Regions from separate parts of the Homo sapiens genome. Here region 1 is linked to region 2. The links are chromatin contacts, found by Hi-C or POLR2A ChIA-PET in ENCODE. All regions are on one chromosome and are shown on one strand. The core of a region is the stretch at or near the end of the contact, and the rest is flanking DNA. Distances in the headings are between cores, read along the strand shown.

Region 1 (7,623 bases), core at 2,829-5,328, 540 kb after region 2:
TATACTAATTGCCCTAAGGAGCCATAGAGCTTTGACTATACATATTTTATTCTTCCTTTTGATCCTATATTGTGTGTATTTCAGAATTTTGACATCTTACCTCTGTATCTAACGTGTTTCCAAAAATATAGCATGATCAGGAAAGACAATTCTTGAACTAACTCTAGCTCTGTGTGGCTGACTATTATGCCCAGGTACAAAAGAGCAGGACTCGCCGGACATGATTCCTGGGCTAATTTCAAATGCTCCTTCTTTAAAAGATCTGCTTCCATTTCCCCTTAATTGCCCCTTTCATAAAATGACCAGATCCTCTCAGAAGATTTCCTTTAGACAGTTACTTTATGCCACAAATCACAAATGTTCCTCGAAAAAAGTATCTGAAGTACAGCGCAGGATATGTCTTTGTAGGAGAAATAAGACAGGGTCAGACAGAGAAAAAGACACCAACGCTGGGAAGTTAGGTGATTGTAAACTGAGAGCAGGTGTTAAAGGAAACCATATTGGAGTATTCAGAAAAACTCAAATTAGCACACGAAATAGTTAATCAACTTTTTAAAAGTTACAACTATCCTTTCTAGGGTTAATTTCCATCCACTCTCTATTTACCGCACAAACATTTGGTAAAAACATAGCTATAATCTTATTTGGATATTTAAGAAAAGAACTCCAATCAAGCCATCTTCCCTCCCTTCCACTCCCCTACCTCTCTTCCCTGGCCTCTTCTCCCCGTCCTCTCCTCTCCTCTTTTCTTCCCCTCCCTTCCTCTCCACCTTCTTTTGATGCCACAGTTTCTTCAGATTACACTCCTTACAGTCATGAAAAGTAAAGACTTGGCCTGATTTCATGTGGCCTTACCAAAGTGCTCCCTGCAAATTTTGCAGCCACCATGAATCACAAGACGCTGAATACGAGGGGAGTTTTTTTTTTTGTTTATTTGTTTGTTTTTTGCGAGCCTCATTCACTAGAAGCAGGGCTCAGAAGATTAGATGGAATTATGAAGTTTGGAGGATTAAAAATCTAACTAAAAGGACACATTAAAAAAATTCACGGACATGATTGATTATAAAATGATTTCCTTTACTCTCATAGAAGAAACCACTCAATCACCTTCTCTCTCTCTCTTTTTTTCTTGCTTTTTTCACCCCTGCCTCTGCAAACATCATTTGCTATGGTTGAAATCCTGAGACCTGTGTCAGGGCCTGCCAGAAGGCCAGTTAGAAATATATCCATCAGCCTAGAGACTCCTTTAGATTGCATTATATATAAAAGGAAGAATAAGCAGTGTGCCCAAGTGAATCCAGCCAAAAGCCAAAGCTGTGCAATGGCTGTGTATCACTGACAATGCACTAACTGTGATTAGGGGAGGCCAGCTGCCACCCTGTCTGTTTCTAGGTATGTCAAGTGTGGCCGCCCACCCAGGAGACAGAGTATGTTCAGGTGCCCTCTCTGCAACTGCCTTAATTTCAATGCTCATGAACTGTGTTTCTCACCCTGTTTTGCCATTTCCAGTTAATCTCATGCATATTTATGTGCCAATTATGCAAATCCCAAGATAAAAATGCATTAAGCACCCATGATTTAGACTGGTTAAGTCCATTACATGGTGTAATGAAATTATTGCATGATGTCCAATTTACCTCAATGCTTGCTTTAAACTGTCCATAAGTTATTGAATAACCATAACATGCCAAAATTTAGCTCTAGGAGGCTTCCTTTGTCTGACCTATCATCATACCAGGAAATCAGAAACTTCAAGCTAAATCCTCACCAAAGGGAGAAAATATTTCAGAACAGACTTAAGGAGGCATAATGTGATCAAAGTTTAAGTATGGCAACCACCTTGTCACGGATATGTCTTCTCTTCGGATAAATTAAAAATATCGCTGGGTAATTTCAACAACATTTGGACAGGGCAACTTAGGATTTAAAACCAAGCCTTGCCAATGGGATTCTCCTCTTGCCCAGTCAGGTCTTGTTCCCTCAGTCATGATGATATTGTAGGTCACTGAATTCAAATGCAGTTTGAATTTTCAATATGGAAATATCCATTTCCAGCATTAGAAATAAAAAGACTAAAAAAGAATTCACAGAAGCAATTTAAACACATACACATACACAAATCCCTTGAAACCTAAAAACTGAAGGGTTTGAATGAGAATCTATTTGCTATGTAGAGATTTTATGTTTAAACTTTGGTAGGACCCGAACCCCACAGTTTCCATGTTTATTAGACAATATGATGATCAAGGAACAAGCCATGATGTGAGTGATACTGATAAATATAATATGTGAGCAGCCTGACTCACTGACATCCATTTCTCCCCCGACTATAGCATGCCATTTTAATCGGCTCATGGTGTGATTTACGCAGAGCCTGGGTCCTGATTATTTGCATAGGAAACTCCCTTCGAAGTCTACGAGAGTTGTACTCGCGTGAGGTTAGGAGCTCGGATCCACAGATCTGTTAGGCGCCAGAGACTGCACAATACTGCGATAGTTTGCAATTTGAAAACCTGGTCAAATGAACAGATTACGATGCCATTCCCCAAAGCATTCAAACCTCATCCTGTCAATCAAGTGAGCTAGGATGCCAGTGTCATTTGCCATTTTCTTTGCTGTGGTAGGGGATCATGAAACAGCACCTTGGATTGAAGTGTACTGCCTGTAAGCAACAGGATTCCAGCTACATGCCCAGTGAGAACAAGTGGGTCACCAAGGGGATCTCAAAGATCTGCCAGCCCGCAGAAGGGCTGGAGTTAGAGCCTTTGTAACAAACTCTCACTTGAGGCTATCCTTCTAATGAATGACTCTCAGACATGGGTGAACATAACAGAGATGGGAAATTCTCGCAAAGGATGGGGTGTCTTCCTGCACAAGACCTACTTCTAACATTCTCTGAAAATATCATGGTCAGGCTCATTAACCAGCAGGAAAAAAAAATGTTCAATGACAAGAGTCTATTTGTGTCCAAATCATTACACAGGGCATCAAAGAGATGAGGTAAATCAAAGCTTTGTCCTATTGACTTTAACTCTGCTGTGTGTTTAGAGATCTATTTGCCCCTTGATTTGTTTTGAAATTTCTGGTTAAGAAAAGTAATATTTCTAGCATTATTGAAAACTTTGGATCTATCCATTTAGAGTTATAGGTAAATATAGCAGATATCAAATAACACCTTCATCGTCTGAGCTTATAATGGAAAACCCCACGTTCAAAGCGTCTCTTGAAAGTGAAAAAGCAAACTCCAGCCAAGAAGAACAAGCGCTTAGAGTCTTCAGGAGACCAAAACCAGTTCCCCGTGAGCATTTCTAAATGTTACAGGACCAAGTTCAAGATGTCAGGCTAGAGCAGTGCTCTGAAATCTTTTCTGCAGGTCTGCTATTTTTCCGAGAACACACTGGCCTCCAGAATGCATTAACCTACTTTCTACAGAGAGGATTCCCTGGTCCTCCTGCTCTGAAGAAGAGGAGGAGGAAGAGGAAGAGGAAAGAGGCTATTTCAAGTGGGAGCTGGGCACACTCTTTGCCTTAAACGTGTTACTCCTCCTGCTAAACAGCAATACGATCTGAGAAATTGGTACTTCCTGCAAACGAACAGCTCCGAGGGCTGCACGGCCCCAAAGCAAGAGTGACTGGAAATCCTGCTAAAATATGGCTGTCTAATCAACCGAGAGGCGAACTCATTTACTGAGGTTCCCATTGTCCACGCTGACAGATGGCTCGCTCCCCTCTCTGCTCTCCCCTTCCCCTCAGATCGCGCTGCCGTGCAGGCAAGCCTATTCTTTGAGAGATCCAGTTGCAATCGCCAGCCTAGTTCTGAAATGAGACAAAAGCTCCGTGAGCCTCCTCCCATGCACAGAGCCTTTTCTGTCCCTCCAAGCAGAAGGAAAAGAAATCCAGATCCACTCCCCTTACCTTCGTCCTCATCGGAGACAGGAGCCCTTCCATGGTGGCAGAATCCTCATGCCAGTTTCTGTCTCCTGCAAGTTACTCTCTCTGTGTGCCGTGCTTAAGCATCCCACATGAAAAGAGCCATGTCGGGAGCCGTGGTGGCTCCCCTCTCCCGGGTGGCGCCTCTGCACCGCCACCCGGTCTAACTTGAATCCCCAGCGCCTGCAAAGCGCCGTTCCTGGAGAAGCCTGCTCCTCTCCTCGCCCTGGTCCCCTCTCTCTTTCTCCCTCTCCCGCGCTCTCTCTCCTCCCTCTCTCTCCTCCCTCTCTCTTTCCATAATCTGCCTACAGCTCTCTGTGTACCCTGCTCACTTGACAAATGATCTCTGTCTTAGGTAACGCATTTGAACCAAGAACAGTGATCTGTAACAACCCACAGGGCAGCTCATCCAGGGCAGGAGGCGAGGGGGGCTGAGCCGGAGCATCCAGCCGCTTTGGGCTCTGTAGCTTGTTCTCTCCAGAGCTGAGAGCACTGTTGCGTTTGTTCGTTCATTCATTCATTCATTCATTCATTCATTCGTTCATCATTCCTTCCTCTCTTAAGAAGTGGGACTCCCACAGGAATGGATCTAGTTGACACCATTACTGAGCTGCTTTTCTGGTCTGTGTACAGAAAGCTGAAAAAGAAATCCCACTGCGTGGAGTACTTCTAAATACCCATGTTCAGCCCACTGTGAATTTCACACCTGGATAGTTAACTGGGTTCTTCTGCAGTTTGGCCAGATGTTTAGAGGCACATAACTGTAGCCTCTTTTTAGAGAAAGTTTCAAAAACAGATTTATGGACTCTGATCCTGAATAGTTGAGTATTAAAAAAAAAAGTGTGTGTGTGTCTGTGTGTGTGTGTGTGTGTGTGTGTGTGTGTGTGTGTGTGGACGCGCGCGTACGGGCACACTGTCCAGGAGTCCAAATAAATCAGGATTGACTGTTTCATTCAGCATTGCTGGTCACTTGGAAAAAAATACACAATGAAAGAAAAATGGCAAAGACCTAGGTCAGAGCATAATGCAGTTGAAAAGATGAGATTTTTCTGAACTTCTTTATGCTTGAGGAATTTTCTCTGTGAGAATAATTCAACATCTCTACTTCAACTGGTGACTCCTTAAATGTGGCTACACACATCTATGCCATCACCAAGGGGCCAGGACCCCTTTTGCATCATATATGTGACACATGTGCACCATACATGAACCTATCAATGTGATTTAAGGAAGATGCCCCTGTCCCTTGCCCTTCTTTCCATCTGTGATTCTTGTACTCACAAGACATCCCCAAGATAGGGCGAGCCACTCTGTCCTCCAGATGGAATCACAGGCTGGTCCCAGGCCCCTGCCTCTTCCTTCATTGATGCTTTTCACCCCTAATTAACATCCTTCTTCTCCTCCCGTTCACACATCAGCATTCCAATAGAACTTCAGTATCTACACCAACTCTATCACCTCTTGATCACCTCCTTCGTAGTCTCCAGTTTGCTTCCTTTTTTTTTTTTTTTTTTTTACAGGGTGTCTGTCTGTTGCTCAGGCTGCAGTACAGTGGTGCAATGATGATGGCTCACTGCAGCCTTGAACTACTGGGTTCAAGAGATCCTCCTGCCTCAGCCTCCTGAATATCTGTGACTGTAGGCATGCACCACCATGCCCAACTAATTTTTAATTTTTTTATGGAGACAGGGTCTTGCTATGTTTCCCAGGCTGGTCTCAAACTCCTGGCCTCAAGAGATCCTTCCGCCTCAGCCTCTCAAAGTGTTGGGATTACAGATGTGAGCCGCTGCTCAGGGTCCAATTTTCTATTCTTAACTCTTTCTCTGCGTCACCTTAGTTGCAGGCTGCAACCTCATTCTCACTTAACCAGACATGTACATCCTTTGACCAGAGTCTTAGCATCCTGACAAATCTGTAGACCCAACATATTGAGTGCAACTCGCTGTCCTTATATAAAAGATTATTGCCATTTCTGGGGGACTCTGGACCTTATTTCTTGGGTATTGACTTAAACAATACTTCTTATTTTGTATTGTAGTGTTTAGGGATCCCTAATATTTTCTTCTATTCATGTAGTCATTCAACAAATAGTTGTAAGGCACCTAGTATGTGCTGGAAGCTGTTCTTGTTCTGATGATACAGTGGAGAATAGGGTAGACAAAGTCCTTGTTCCAAGGCCCTATATTTCATAGCAGGTTTGATACAAAACTCAACCAACTCATCAAGCCCTTCCATCTATCATTGCATTATTCATACCAACCTCTCCCCATGTTTTTGGGTTTCTCTGTGGGATTGCAAACCTTCTGATGTGACTTCCATTTCCAGTTTAGTGCCAGTCTCTTTGTGACACTTCTCCTAACTGTACACCCATGATCAACTTTCTCCTAGGAAATAAAAAACCAAAATGTCTCCACGAGAATCTCATTCCTTCACCTCCATCTTTTTTTTTTTTTTTTTTTTTTTTTTGAGACGGAGTCTCCCTCTGTTGGCCAGGCTGGAGTGCAATGGCGCAATCTCAGCTCACTGCTATCTCCGCCTCCCAGGTTCATGTGATTCTTCTGCCTCAGCCTCCCGAGTAGCTGGGATTATAGGCACGCACCACCACTCCCAGCTAATTTTTGTATTTTTAGTAGAGATGGCGTTTCACCATGTTGGCCAGGATGGTCTCAATCTCCTGACCTCACGATCCACCCCCTCGGCCTCCCAAAGTGATGGGATTACAGGCATGAGCCACTGCACCCAGACTTACTTCCATCTTTAATTCTATTCTCTGTCCTCTTCCCCAGACCCTTCCTCTATCTCCCCAAAGGTTTCATTTTTCAGTGTCAGGGAAGGAAATCACTCTTGTTTACTCAAAACAGAGATGCCGTTCCTCATCCTCCCCGGTTATTGGCCCTGAACCATTAAAACGACTTGTTATCCCACTCACTGTTGAGACATCGCCCATGCCATGTGCTACATTTAGCTTCCATCCCTTTGGATTCTTCAATAACTAGAATAAGCTGCATCCATTATTTGCTTTTTTACTTTCGACAATTCTTTCCTGAAGCATTCTGCCCTGTTCATGACATGTAAAGGTTCATGAACAGGTTTGCACTGTTTGTGCCCTTTCTAAACTCAGAAACCCCTCTCATCAGAATTTCCAATCATGTACCCTTCTTTTTGTTTGTTTTTGTTTTTGTTTTTTTTGAGACAAAGTATCGCTCTGTTGCCCGGGCTGGAGTGCAGTGGCATGATCTTGGCTCACTGCAATCTCTACCTCCTGGATTCAAGTGATTCCCGTGCCTCAGCCTCCACCATGCCCAGCTAATTTTTTTTGTATTTTCAGTAGAGATGGGGTTTCGCTATGTTGGCGGGGCTGGTCTTGAACACCTGGCCACAAATTATCCACCAACCTTGGCCTCCCAAAGTGCTGGGATTATAGGTGTCAGCCACTGTGCCTGGCCCCAATCATGTCCCCTTCTCAAGAGTTTTATCCTTGATATTAAAAAAAATATATCTCTGGTACAATTGATTACCTGCCCCGCTGCCTCCTGGCCCTCTGTACTCTCTCTGGCTCTCAATCTCCCTAAAGGTTTGTTTAAAGTAGATAGAACAGAGGGGGGACTATGCCAAGGTTAAACAAAATTCGACTGATTGCATGTTTAAGGCCGGTTGTTTTCTGAAAAACTCCAACCATAGATTTTGGAACCAG
Region 2 (7,788 bases), core at 511-3,010:
CAGATCACGAGGTCAGGAGGTAGAGACCATTCTGGCTAACACTGTGAAACCCTGTCTCTACTAAAAATACAAAAAATTAGCCGGGCATGGTGGCGGGTGCCTGTAGTCCCAGCTACTCGGGAGGCTGAGGCAGGAGAATGGCGTGAACCCAGGAGGCAGAGCTTGCAGTGAGCCGAGATCGTGCCACTGCACTCCAGCCTGGGCAACAGAGTGAGACTCTGTCCCCTCCCCCCCGCAAAAAAAAATCAGTTAGAGCTTAGTGTAACTTACCAGCGCAAGTGAGAGACAGACTTTCGTAAGATATGACAGCAATCTAGATTTTTTATATAGGACCTATTTATAAATATTGTTGAATGAGTACTCTCCGAGTTACTTTTTCTGTATTCACCATCAGGTCACACAGTAGAGTAGTTCATTAATTTCTTGTTGTCTTCTGTTTTGCAGTTAGTTAATGTTCCATATAAAGAAACTGTCATGTGACACCAGTACCTCCTAAAATTGGTCAGTGTGGTAGATGGTTTAGAGAAAAAAGGAACCTGTTCCACAGGGCTGTGACCATTCGAGGGAAGCACATTCAAAGATGTAGATCCCCTCAGAGAAGTTTTCCATTTCCCTGAAGTTAAAGATCTTCAAATGACTGCAAATAACATGAGGATATATAGAAAAATGCCCTTCCCCAATTTCCAAATCGTGAAAATTTGGCTCAGCAGGTAAGTATTTCTGTTTGTAGTTGTTTATAAAACAGTGAAGACATACCTTTTAAAATCAATCACAGTCCTTAGATAAATTCCTCCCATTCTTCCTCCCCAGACTCCTATCCATTAAGAGTTGTGTCTCTGAATTCAAATTTCATAAAACACTGAGTTCCCTTCAGAAGTAAATAGTGCATTTCCTAGGAGTGTCATTGCCAACTGCAAAGACAGAGCAGTATTTTTCAGTGTTGCAGCATAGAGCCTGCAACAATCTGGAGGTTGTGGCTGTGATTTCAGTCTTTGGGGGACAATTAGGAAAGTAAAGCTAAGGCCAAAGATAATTGACATGTGGAAAGAGACAAAGGACAGTCCGAATCTCGTAGGAGGAAGGGAGCGGTCCTGAGAGACCAGAGCTAGGCAGGCAGCTGTCGCTAAGAATGGAACTTAGTGATCTGCTGTGGGCCCAGAGCGCTCAGTGAGAACTCAGAGGACTAGGAAACAGGCTTGATAGCAGTATGACTTTTAATGCTAAGCTCTGCCTTCTGGTGATATCCTGACCTACTCCAGCACTTCAGAGCACTCTAGGGTTTGATCTCAGTAAATAACTTGGAAATGCAACCACCTTTTTGTTGGAAAGAAAGTAATAATGTATCCGGAAAGAAAGCAGGTTGGAAAACACCAGTGTTTCCAAATCTTTGATAGATTTGAATTTGGGGATTCATATCATTGGCTGCTTTTCAGCCACATGTGCTCACCTTTGTACCCCCGCCTACCCTGCCCCACCCCATGAGGTTAATGCTTCACACAGAAGGATGGTAGAACGAAGTGGGGCAGTTTCAATGAAAGGGAGCATTAAGCTGAGCTCTGCCTCTTTCCTTTGTCTGCATGTCTGGTAAACACAACTTAATGGATTGTGCCTCCTCCTTCCCCCAGTATACTCCCATGAAGCCCCTAAAGAATAAGTTTATCCCATAGCAATCTATGGTATGGTGTCATATTGGGAGTCTTGAGCTGAAAAGTACTTTCTCACGGTATATTGACGCAAGAGCTTCCAGCTGTCCAGAGCGCAAGAGCCAGCGCCAGTCCCCAGAGGGTTGCTATGGGAACACTGTTATGGCAACTGGTTTTCATCACAGACTCTGCAGTTCCATTGGCTGAACTATAACCACACGCTAGTCCTTTAATGGTTAACAGTAACTTTAAAATCATTTGAAATTTAAAAATAATTTCTGGTGGTGTGGAATAGCTAGGGAGGGCAGTGTGGCCAGCCGCGCAGCTATGGTGTGAGCTGACCCCATTCAGAATATTGAAAAACATGCTCATTTAAAAAAAGAATGTATTTTTACGTTGATCAGAACAATTTATCATGAAAGCATTGATTATTTATTTTTCCCCCATTGTAAACTTTATACAACTTGCTTAAATGAATCCTTGTGTTGCCTCTGCTGGTCACTCTCACTAGGCCACTTCCTTCTGTTGAGTCTCTTCTTCCCTCTCTGTAAGCACCAACTTCCTCAACTTTTTCTCACAGTGTTCAAGCTTAACACATAATTTTACCAATGAGAGCAGCTGAGAAGTTTCGAGCTGCCTTTTGGTGATCTCAGACTCTTTCACTGAGCTTCAGGCCGGGACAGTCAAGAGTCACTCCTGCAATCCGCTGTCCTGGCCTTCCTTAACTCACAGTTTTACAACTTGCCAAAACTAAATTGCCTTTGCGGTCAACTGCTTTTCCTTTCAGACTTAGGAGATGTTAGGAACCATGAGCGTTGCAGTCTGTGCAGTCTGCGCCTGCCTTTCTAAGTTTGGCCATCCTGGGAAGTAGAAGTGTAAAAGCTGTAGAATTTGAAACTTTTGGACCACAACTCAAAACAAGTGTATGGAGACCCAGTATTACATGTACACAGGCACGTCTACCTGAAACAAAGTCACTGGCCGTACCATGTGCAAGGCACATTCTTATGTTTTCTAATCTGTTGTGTTTCTTTTTAAAAATATGCTGGTGGTTATCCTCAAAATTGGTTGACAACTCATTAATGTATGGTGGTCAGCAGTTTGAAAACCACTGATTTTTTTTTTGAATTTCAAACTTTTATGTTAATTTCAGGGGTATATGTGCAGGATGTGCAGGTTTGTTGCATAGGTGAACATGTGTCATGGTGGTTTGCTGCACACATCATCCTATCACCCGGATATTAAGCCCGGCATCCACTAGCTATTCTTCCTGATCCTCTCCCTCCTCCCACCCGCCATCCTCCAACAGGCCCCAGTGTGTGTTGTTACCCCTGTGTGTCCATGTGTTCTCATTGTTCAGCTCCTACTTACAAGTGAGAACGTGGTATTTGCTTTGCTGTTTCTGTGTAAGTTTGATAAGGATAATGGCCTCCAGCTCCATCCATGTCCCTGCAGAGGACATGATCTCATTCCTTTGTATGGCTGTGTGGTATTCCATAGTGTATATGTACCACATTTTCTTTATCCAGGCTATCATTGGTGGGCATTTGGGTTGATTCCATGTCTTTGCTATTGTGAATTGTGTCGCAGTGAACATACATGTGAGTGTGTCTTTATAATAGAATGATTTATATTCCTTTGGTTATATACCCAGGAATGGGATTGTTGGATTGAATGGTATTACTGTCTCTAGGTCTTTGAAAAATTGCCACACTGTCTTCAACAATGGTTGAACTAATTTACACTCCCACCAATAGTATAAAAGCGTTCCTTTTTTCTCTACAACCTCACCAGCATCTGTTATTTTTTAATTTTTTGATAATAGCCATTCTGACTGGTGTGGGATGGTAGCTTATTGAGGTTTTGATTTGCATTTCTCTAATGATCAGTGATGTTGAGCTTTTCTTCTTGTGTTTGTTGGCTGCATGTATGTCTTCTTTTGTGAAGTGTCTGTTCGTGTCCTTTGCCCACTTTTTAATGGAGTTGTTTGGAAAACCACCGATTAAAGCAATTATCAGTAGAATTAAAGAAGGAAATGACCTGTTAGATGAATCTAGGACAAAAGGACTATAATTCTTTTTTGATTTTTTTTAATATGGAGATAACACTTGGCTCTCATTGTTAGTGTGAAATTTAGCAGATTATAGAACCTACAGTACTTCAAAATGCTAAATACTTCTGCCGTAATATGTAATTCTTAAGTTTAAAATGAGGAGACGTCCATAGAAGAACCGAGAACAGAAACTTGTAAGCCATCTGTTAGAAAATTGGCAGTATGTATAGCTGATCACCTTGGGCTGGTTGCACATTGTTGGATAAAGCAAGATTAAACAAGGTATTACAAAATAAATGGGAGGTCAGTTAAAGTACGAGATAGGTTTGGCTGGGTGTGGTGGCTCACGCCTGTAATGCCAGCACTCTGCGAAGCCAAGGCGGGCAGATCACTTGAGCTCAGGAGTTTGAGGCCAGCCTGGGCAACATGGTGAGACCTCATCTCTACAAAAAATACAAAAATTAGCCAGGTGTGGTGGCGCGCACGTGTAGTCCCAGCTACTTGGGTTGAGGTGGAAGGATTGTGTGAGCCCAGGAGGTCGAGGCTGTAGTGAGCAGTGATCACACTGCTGCGTTCCAGCCTGGGTGACAGAGTGAGACCGTGTCTCAAAAATAAGTAATAAATTAATTAAGTATAAGATAGGTTTGGGGCAAGAATAGTTGCAAGGAGTCTAGTGTTACGCGTCAAGTGTCTGTTGAGAGGACAGTGGCTTGGCCCTTTGAAAATTATTTCCTAAGACTCAGTGCTAAATTACATTTCTTTTAATGTAAATTTTCTTATTGGCAGTATAACATACATACAGAAAAATTACTAGAGTATCACATCATGATAGGTTTTTCACAAAGTAAACATTTCACACAGTAAACAAAGTAACTAGCGCCCCAATCAGAAAAGGTAATTGTTATTAACTCCCCAGAAATCTCTTCATGTCCTCTTCTAGTCATAGCCATGGTCCTAATTTCTAACATCATAATTTTTAAAAAATATCGGCGTGTAATTCACATACCATCAGTTGTACCCATTTAAAGTGTACAAAGGTTGTCAGCATATTCACAGTTACACAACCATCACCACAGTCTTAGAACACTTTCGTCATTCCAAAAAAGAACCCCGTTTGCCTGTGTTTAACAATTTGCCTGTTTATAAATGGAATCAAACAGTATGTGCTTGACTTCTTTGGCTCAGCTTAGGGGTTCTGATACTTACTCATCCCCAATGTGTGTAGTTGTGGTTTTTCAGTCTTGATGCTGTGTCTCACAATTTATTCTACTGATGATGGACATGTGAGTTGTTTCTGGTTTTTGCATGGATGTTTTATATGTGTTTCTTGGTGAATATACATCTCTCTATTTATATTCACAAGAATATATACCAAGGTATGAAATTTCTGGGACATAGGGTATGTATAAACTTGGCTATTAGAGTTATTGTCAAAGAGTTTTCCAAAGGAAAACCTTATACCAGTTAACACATTCCCACAGCAGGAGTTGAGAGTTCCAGTTACTCTGCCTCCTTGCCACACTTGATATATCCTCTGTCATTTTCATTTTAGCCCTTCTGGTAGTCATAATGGTATCACGTTGTGGCTTTAATTTGCATTTCTCTAATGGCTAATATAGTTGAGTACCTTTTTTCATATGTTTAATGGCCATTTGGATGTTATCTTTTGTGAAGCTCCTGTTCAATGCTTACTTTTGTCCATTTTTCCCCTACTGAATTGCCTGCTTTTTTCTGACTGATTTATAGTACTTTCTGTATTCTGGCTAGATATCTGTATTGCAAATAAGCCTCCCACTTGGTGGCCACCCTTTGTGCCAGGTTACCTTTTATGCATTGGAGAAATAATCTTATGACTGACTCAGATATTGACATAACCTTTGCCAACTATCTTTGCCCAATAGATTTTATAAAAATCAAATCATATGTCAAGCTTAAATAACAATTCTTCCTCTTGTTTAATGATGTCATCATAGTGGCATGTTTAAGAGTGTAAGATTTGTGAGAAGAGGAAATTATGTGAATGTTTGCACTTTTTTGTTAACTGTTGTATTGGATTATTTCATTTCAGATATGGCTGTTTTTGTTTTGCTTCTTTTGATGTGCAAGTTCATGTGCCATAAATGTGTGGTGTAGACACTACTAGTTACTTACGCAATGTTCATTCTCTCTCCTTCTCTACTAACAGAGCCCTAATTTGTTTAGAACTGTAATATGCACAGTTAAAACAACTTGTCCTCTCAGGACCTTTTGCAGTTAGGGTTGGTCGTATGACATGGTCCTGCGAAGAAGATACGGATAGAAGTCTGTGGGTGAGTGGGACTGCCTGGAAACCTGTTGCTTTACTAAGAGAAAGAGACAGACTTAGCTGACATACATACTTTGTCCTTTGCCTGTGATCATGATGCGTAGATGCTTGGTGGCCATCCTGCAATCTTGACAATGAAGATGTGCTAAAGATGGCAGAGCAGAAGATAAAGCTTGGCTTTTCTTTTTTTTTTTTTTTTTTTATGGCATCATGAAATCATTTTGTATAAAACATGAACTGCTTTTTTAAGGTTCTACAGAAAAACAGAAGAGATAGGAGATAGGGAGAAAGAGAAAGTTGTTGCGGGGGAGGGAGAGAGATTTATTATAAGGAATTGGTTGAAACAGTTATGGAGGCTAAGTCCAGTGATCTGTACCCCGCAAGCTGGAGACCCAGGAAAGTTGGTGGTGTAGCTCCCGTCTGAATCCAAAGGCCTGAGAACCAAGAGAGTCAATGGTGTAAATTCTAGTCTAAGTCCAAAGGCCTGAGAACCAGGAGAGCTGATGGTGTAATTCCAGTCTGCAGGTGGACTGGAGCGTAGAGAGAGCTAATTCTCCTTTACCCCATCTTTTTGATCTATTCAGGCCACCAGTGGATTGAATGATGCCCGTATGCACTGAGAAGGGCCATGTGTTTACTCGGTCTACCAATTCAAATGTTAATCTCATCCAAAAACACCCTCACAGATACCTTTGGAATGATGTTTAACCAAATATTTGGGTACCGTCTTCCCCAGTGAAGTTGACACAAAATTAACCATCACAGCTGCCTTCCTGTGGGCCTCATGTTATATGAGAACAGTATTGGGTAAGTTGGGTTTCCATTATATTCTGCTGAACTCAGTCCCCAAGCAATGTATGCATTACTCAAACTTCTTGACCTTCAAAATCATCAAGTGACTTGTGGCAAGTGTGCCATGGTGCTGAGGTCTTTGTTCATTTCGACTGGAATAAAATCGGACTTTGCCACATCCTCCTAAGATAAAATAGATGTGAGAGCATTTACTTGAAGTGGTTCTGTGGATGTTGGTACATTGTGATTTCAGTTACAGAAAAGCCACAGATGGAACTGATGTTAAAAGCACCTCAAGGACAACCAGGTACTGGAGCAGATGCCAAAAGGAGTTCTTCTGCCCTGTCATCAAGATTCTGAATCACTCAATTTATTGGACAAAAGCATTTAGCTCTGATTCCTCTTGTGTTCTCTCCAAATCTCCATCAGAGTAAGAAGAGACTTTGAGAGAATTAGTCTCTCTTCTGAGTATCTGTTATAGATGTGAAAGATACTTCAGAAAATACATGGCTCTGGTTTCATCATTTTGGGAAAAGCAGCTTGATATGCTTTGACTTGTTATTACTACAGTTCCGTCTGAGATGGCAACTCACGTTACACTAACGTGGGCCAAAAAAAAAAGTGCTTGTGTTTTTGTCCTTTATAGAGTTTTTTAAAAATTAAAAAGCTAAAAATTAGTTTGTCTTAAATATTATAGCATAGATTTTAGAGGTCTCTTTGAGATTTTAGAACCTGTTAGTTCATCCTTTGATTAGGAATTTCTAGCCAGGACTCAGGATAAAGGTCCAATTTCTGGTCAGTAGGGGCGCTGGTTGTGAGGCTGTTGTCTCAGCTCCAGACACATCTTCATACTCTGCTTTGTCATGAGACTCTGCAAACCACATCTTTCCTTTGCTGGAGAGCTTTTTGTTAGGGTATACCAGGATTGGACACGAGAGACTGGAACCTGGAGGCGGGAAGAAGGGAGCTCCCCCCTTCTATTTGCTTTCTGTTTC

What was found. Hi-C counts contacts between places; a loop is a spot of excess contacts on that map. ChIA-PET counts read pairs that join two places held with the same protein, here RNA polymerase II (POLR2A). Pooled maps may share reads with other maps.
Region 1: a loop to region 2 is called in a pooled map, with 1.9 times the contacts of the local background. The contact joins two enhancer-like sites. A Hi-C loop is called at or near these places in 2 of 50 pooled maps. POLR2A ChIA-PET finds 5 or more read pairs at or near these places in 4 of 52 experiments (Caco-2, H1, activated CD4-positive, alpha-beta T cell and 1 more).

Annotation. Positions count from the first base shown.
Region 1 is chr10:14,170,098-14,177,720 of GRCh38, forward strand. The region is part of intron 2 of FRMD4A (FERM domain containing 4A); the gene reads right to left. Among named protein-coding and RNA genes, the nearest start is that of FRMD4A-AS3, 100 kb to the left of the region's middle. RefSeq lists an enhancer at 5,351-5,850 and a silencer at 7,210-7,371. Within about 2 kb of position 4,079, at least 3 of the 41 ENCODE cell types and tissues checked have a DNase peak (open chromatin) inside an H3K27ac peak, as active enhancers do.
Region 2 is chr10:13,632,116-13,639,903 of GRCh38, forward strand. It overlaps a transcript of PRPF18 not described here. Among named protein-coding and RNA genes, the nearest start is that of PRPF18, 49 kb to the left of the region's middle. Within about 2 kb of position 1,761, at least 10 of the 41 ENCODE cell types and tissues checked have a DNase peak (open chromatin) inside an H3K27ac peak, as active enhancers do.